2 separate regions of the Homo sapiens genome follow, and region 1 is linked to region 2. Evidence: read pairs that join two places in POLR2A ChIA-PET (ENCODE). Cell type or tissue: Panc1. All regions are shown on one strand. Each heading gives the region's core, and the rest is flanking DNA. Links, peaks and the distances in the headings are about the cores only.

Evidence for each region. Peaks named below come from ENCODE experiments on the same cell type or tissue, not always from the same donor. Only the 100,000 strongest peaks of a DNase experiment are listed, where the experiment ranks them.
Region 1: POLR2A ChIA-PET joins it to region 2 with 10 read pairs; 4 of 35 experiments call an interaction of 5 or more read pairs at or near these places.

What each region holds. Positions count from the first base shown.
Region 1 is chr16:15,387,557-15,390,468 of GRCh38, reverse strand. No RefSeq gene overlaps it. Among named protein-coding and RNA genes, the nearest start is that of MPV17L, 6.7 kb to the left of the region's middle. In Panc1, for the core only: no CTCF peak of the experiment used is centred there; no DNase peak of the experiment used is centred there.
Region 2 is chr16:15,439,392-15,442,303 of GRCh38, reverse strand. The region is part of intron 1 of MPV17L-BMERB1 (MPV17L-BMERB1 readthrough); the gene reads right to left. All of the region lies in intron 1 of BMERB1 (bMERB domain containing 1), which reads right to left. Among named protein-coding and RNA genes, the nearest start is that of BMERB1, 6.3 kb to the right of the region's middle. In Panc1, for the core only: no CTCF peak of the experiment used is centred there; DNase peaks (open chromatin) are centred at 1,241 and 1,957; H3K4me3 peaks cover 930 bases; H3K27ac peaks cover 1,888 bases.

The sequences.
Region 1 (2,912 bases), core at 297-2,796, 52 kb after region 2:
CCTCCTGAGTAGCTGGGATTACAGGCACATGCCACCATGCCTGGCTAATTTTTGTATTTTTAGTAGAGACAGAGTTTCATCATGTTGGCCAGGCTGGTCTCGAACTCCTGACCTCAGGTGATCCACCCACCTTAGCCTCCCAAAGTGCTGGGATTACAGAAGTGCAGCACCACACCCAGACTGAAACCCAGATTTTTAATATGAAATCAAAGTCTTCAAACCTTGTAGGTGTCATAAAAAACCCGCTGAGGACCACTAGTTTGCAACTGCCAATCTAAAATATCATAGACGTTTTATCACTTTAACCACGAAAAAAAAGTGTGTGAGGCAGAAAATGGAAGCAACCATGCCTAATTTATTGTTGAATACTTTTTCCGTATACCAAGAACTTCCTTTGCACTAGCATCTGAAACTACATTCAGAATGACGTTGGTTTTCATAAAAGTGTTGATCCTCACACCTCTTTATAGTCTTGCACCTAGCACAGCAGAGTGAAACACTTTAAATAGCACTTGTTCCTTGAGTATATATGGAAAAAAGTGAAGTATTGGTAAGTGTTCAGCTAATATGAGCAGCATCTCAGGAGTCTGCAATTCTTGAATTACCAGGGAGTATTTTTACCATTTTCCCCCAGTGAAAGGCCCATTTTGAGAGACTTGCCCTCCAAAATGAATGTATTAAGTCATATTAGTTTTTTTTGTTTTGAGACAGGGCCTTGCTCTGTTGCCCAGGCTGGAGTGCAGTGGCATGATAGTTACAGGAAAGGGGTCCCAATCCAGACCCCAAGAGAAGGTTCTTGGATCTTGTGCAAGAAAGAATTCAGGGTGATCCTGCAGTGTGAAGTGAAAGCAAGTTTATTAAAAAAGTAAAGGAGGAGGGGCACGGTGGCTCACGCCTGTAACCCCAGCACTTTGGGAGGCTGAGACAGGTGGATCACGAGGTCAGGAGATCAAGACCATCCTTGTTAACACAGTGAAACCCCGTCTCTACTAAAAATACAAAAAGATTAGCCAGGTGTGGTGGCGGGCGCCTGTAGTCCCAGCTACTCTGGAGGCTGAGGCAGGAGAATGGCGTGAACCCGGGAGGTGAAGCTTGCAGTGAGCCGAGATCACGCCACTGCATTCCAGCCTGGGTGACAGAGGGAGACTCCATCTCAAAAAAAAAAAAAAAAAAGAAAGTAAAGGAATAAAAGAATGGCTACTCCACAGACAGAGCAGCCAGGAGGGCTGCTGGTTGCCCATTTTTATGGTTATTTCTTGATGATATGCTAAACAAGGGGTGGATTTTTCATGCCTCCTCTTTTTAGACCATATAGGGTAACTTCTTGATGTTGCCATGGCATTTGTAAACTGTCATGGTGCTGGTAGGAGTGTAGCAGTGAGGATGACGGGAGGTCACTCTTGTCACTATTTTGGTTTTGGTGGGTTTTGGCCAGCTCCTTCACTGCAACCTGTTTTATCAGCAAGGTCTTTATGACTGGTATTTTGTGCTGACCTTCTATGTCATCCTGTGACTTAGAATGCCTTAACCATCAGGGAATGCAGCCCAGTAGTTTCAGCCTCATTTTTCCCAGCTCCTATTTAAGATGGAGTTGCTCTGGTTCACATGCCTCTGACATGATCACTGCTCACTGCGGCCTCCACCTCCTGGGTTCAAGAGATACTCCTGCCTCAGCCTCCCAAGGTGCTGGGACTACAGGTGTGTGCCACCACGCTCAGCTAATTTTTGTATTTTTTGTAGAGACTGTGTTTTTCCATGTTACCCAGGCTGGTCTCAAACTCCTGGGCTCAAGCAATCCTTCTGTCTCAGCCTCCCAAAGTACTGGGATTACAGGCATGTCCCACCATGCCCAGACTAATATTTACTTTTAATCAGACTAAGATAGGGTTACTACTTGAGTTGCTATGGCTCCAGCTGAAAGCCTGTGCAGTCATATCATGGGTAAACATTTGCTTTATGCTAAAAATATGGTGGACCTGGCATTACAGCTGTTACAAATCTCCTAAGGTGTCTCGGGTAGTGTATTAGTTACTTTTCATACTGCTATGAAGAAATACTTGAGACTGGGTAATTTATAAAGAAAAAGAGGTTTAATGTACTCACAGTTCCACAAGGCTGGGGAGGCCTCAGAATCATGGTGGAAGGCAAAGAAGGAGCAAAGGTACGTCTTACATGGCAGCAGGTAAGAGAGCATGTGCAGGGAAACTGCCCTTTATAAAACCACCAGATTTAGTGAGATGTATTCCCTATCACGAGAACAGTATGGGAAAAACCTGCCCCCATGATTCCATTACCTCCTACCAGGTCCCTCCCACGACACATGGGGATGATGGGAGCTACAATTCAAGATGAAATTTGGGTGGGGGCGCAGCCAAACCATATCGGGTAGCAACTAACTAGGGTCAGTTTTGCAGGTGGTAAAGCTATTTACCAAGATAGTTGTAGGTAAAGAAAGGCAGATTTATTAGAGAAATTATGAAAATATGTTGCAGTGGGCAGCTCAGCAGAGAAGGAGCTACCTGCAAAGAGGCAAGGGCTGGAGGAAAGTTTTACAGGGTCATGCTTAAGGGTGCTACATGTGGAATGAGGTCATTGTACCCACAGGTTGTTTGTGATTAGCTGTCTCTAACAATTGTTCATACAATAATTGTTCATTATTCTCCTCAACTTGGGGCTCTCCCCAACCTGGGGACCCTTCCTTATTTTTGCTTACTTATCAGGGCTCCACATAAGGGTGCGGAAACTTCATTCATTCATATCTTCAACACAAATTTTAGGTAGGCTGTTTTTTAAAAAATTTATTCAACAAATATTTAGTCCAAGCCACTATTACTTATTACCTTCTCTACTTCTGTATGGACCTTTAACTATCTCTGACACTATTCACTATTCTTCCACATTCTCTATTATTT
Region 2 (2,912 bases), core at 287-2,786:
GGCTGGAGTGCAATGGTGTGACCTCAGCTCACTGCAAGCTCTGCCCCCTGGTTCAAGTGAGTCTCCCGCCTCAGCCTCCCGAGTAGCTAGGATTACAGGCATGCGCCACCACGCCCAGCTAATTTTTGTATTTTTGGTAGATGTGGGGTTTCACCATGTTGCCCAGGCTGGTCTCAAACTCCTCACCTCAGGTGATCCACCTGCCTCGGTCTCCCAAAGTGCTGGGATTACAGGCTTCAGCCACTGTGCCCGGCCTCCCTCTCCTAAGTCTTAACCAGGTGCTTGATCTTCCAGAGGACAACCCATGGGGCCCTTGTCACACCTTTCACACTCAAGGAAACTGCCACCACTTCTCCAAAATAAAATTGATTAGGAAGGAATCACGGACTATATCAAATGCTGCTTGCATTGATCATCACTTGCCCCGCTATGGACTTATTCCCCATCTAGTACCCAACATGACCCTTTAAAAACAAAAACCAGGCTGGGCGCAGTGGCTCTTGCCTGTAGTCCCAGCCCTTTGGGAGGCTGAGACAGGCAGATTGCTTTTGAGCCCAGGAGTTCAAGACTAGCCTGGAAACACAGCAAAACCCCATCTCTACCAAAAATTCACAAACTAACAGGGCTGCTGGGCATCGTGGCTCACGGCTGTAATCCCAGCATTTTGGGAGGCTGAGGCAGGTGGATCACTTGAGGTCAAGAGTTCGAGACCAGCCTGACCAACATGGAAAAACCCCATCTCTACTAAAAATACAAAAATTAACCAGGCATGGTGGTGGGCACCTGTAATCCCAGCTACTTGGGAGGCAGAAGAATCGCTCGGACCCAGGAGGCAGAGGTTGCAGCAAGCCAAGATCACACCACTGCACTCCAGCCTGGGCAAGAGAACGAGACTCTGTCTTAATTTTTTTTTTTTTTAATGGGCTCTAGAGGCATGCGAACTTGTAGTTCCAGCTACTCAGGAGGCTGAGGCGGGAGAATCCATTGAGCCCAGGAGGTTGAAGCTGCAGTGATCCGAGATCTCACCACAGCACTCTATCCTGGGTGACAAGCGAGACCCTGTCTCAAAAACAAAAAACCTCAAAAAACATAACAGTTCATGTTAGTCCCTTGATTAAAATTTTTTAGCAGTTTCTCCTGCAATGAGAATAAATTTCAGACTTTTTGTTTGTTTGTTTTAATCACAACCTAAAAGGCCCTACCTAGTCTGGCTTCCCTCTGATTCATCTGCCCTTCACCCTGACTCACTGGGTTCCAGCCACCCTGGCCTTCTGTCTCTTCCTCTAGCACAAGGCCTTTACGTTTACTGCCTGGATTCCTGCTATTGATACAGCAAAATGTCACCTCCTTAGAGAAGCGCTTCCTGAACACCAAATGAAAAGTACCCCTTCCCTATTAATGCCCATGAAACATTTACTATGACCTAAACCATCTTACTTGTTTGCTTATGTAATATTTGACGCCTTCACTCTCAACCCAGGTCTTAACTTCCCCTAAACAGAAGCTTTATGTGGGCAGGGACTTTGTCGAGAAATCTCAAGACTGTACCTGCAGCCCCTAGAACACTTCCTGGCACTTGTAAGGCACTCAGTACCTATTTATGGAGTGAATAAATGGGATCTGGGGAGCAAATGATGGTCGTTTTTTACTTTTTATTTTCATATTTCAGATGAATTCAAATTTTTTATAAAGTACATGTATTACTTCTAGAATCAGAAAAAAAGAAATGATGCAAAACCAAAATAAAATAATAAAATGAGCATATGTAACCAAACAGAAGATAGTTCAAACCTTTCCCCAAGAATCTATTATATAGATTGCCAGCAATTTGCATTATTTCAGCCTCCACACTGTTTATGAAACCTGAAACGCTGGCCAGTTTTACGATCTGCTTGTTAGTCAGTACACAACTTTGAACTTTTAAATAGTAGTCATCTCCCCCGGGCTTATGGAAAGATTGCAGTTTGAGCTCTCTACTTCATTCCAATCTCCTACTCATAGAGCATTTATTTCCAGCACTATGTCTGTGTTGATTTTTTTTTTTTTTTTTTTTTTTTTTGAGATTAAGTCTTGCTCTGTCACCCAGGCTGGAATGCAGCCGTCCAATCTCGGCTCACTGCAACCTCTGCCTCCTGAGTACAAGCAATTCTCTCACCTCAGCCTCCCTAGTAGCTGGGACTATAGGCGCCCATCACCACGCCTGGCTAATTTTTGTATTTTTAGTACAGACAGGGTTTCACCATGTTGGGACAGCTGGCCTCGAACTGCTGACCTCAAGCGATCCGCCCACCTCAGCCTCCCAAAGTGCTGGGATTACAGGCATGAGCCACCACACCCAGCCAGTTGATGCTATTACCTCTCCTGGCATTCCCCTCTCCCGCCTCCAACTCCTCCATTTCCCCTGTCCAAAATCTTGATCATCCTTTAAGACACATACAAATCTATCAAGAAATGGCCACAACAGAGACAACTGTGTTTCTGAAAAGCTCTGCGCTTTTTCAAAAGGCACCTTGTCTGCATGTCTCCCTCAATTAATTACACTTGGTTGAAAGCAGTATTTTTATATATCTAACCACGCTGAAATGTCACTATACATTTTCCAGCTGAGCGGGGAAAAAACCTCCCTGCTAGTGGAAAAACGCTGTTGAAGGTGGCTGGGAGCAATTACTTTGAACCTTTCTCAAAGGAGAAAATACTAGATGGTTTGTAAGGGTGCAGAAGCCTTTCTCCACATGTTCCCATGAGGAAGGCAGTATGTACAGAATCATTAACCAGAATTTACTAAGAAATGGAAGCAATGAAAAGCTGTAACTGGTGAGTTTGGGATAACCTCTGCAAATATTGCTGGGGCAATCCCCTTCTGTCCTCCTATGACAACCATTCAACCTTGATTGAGCGCTTTCAGCATGTGA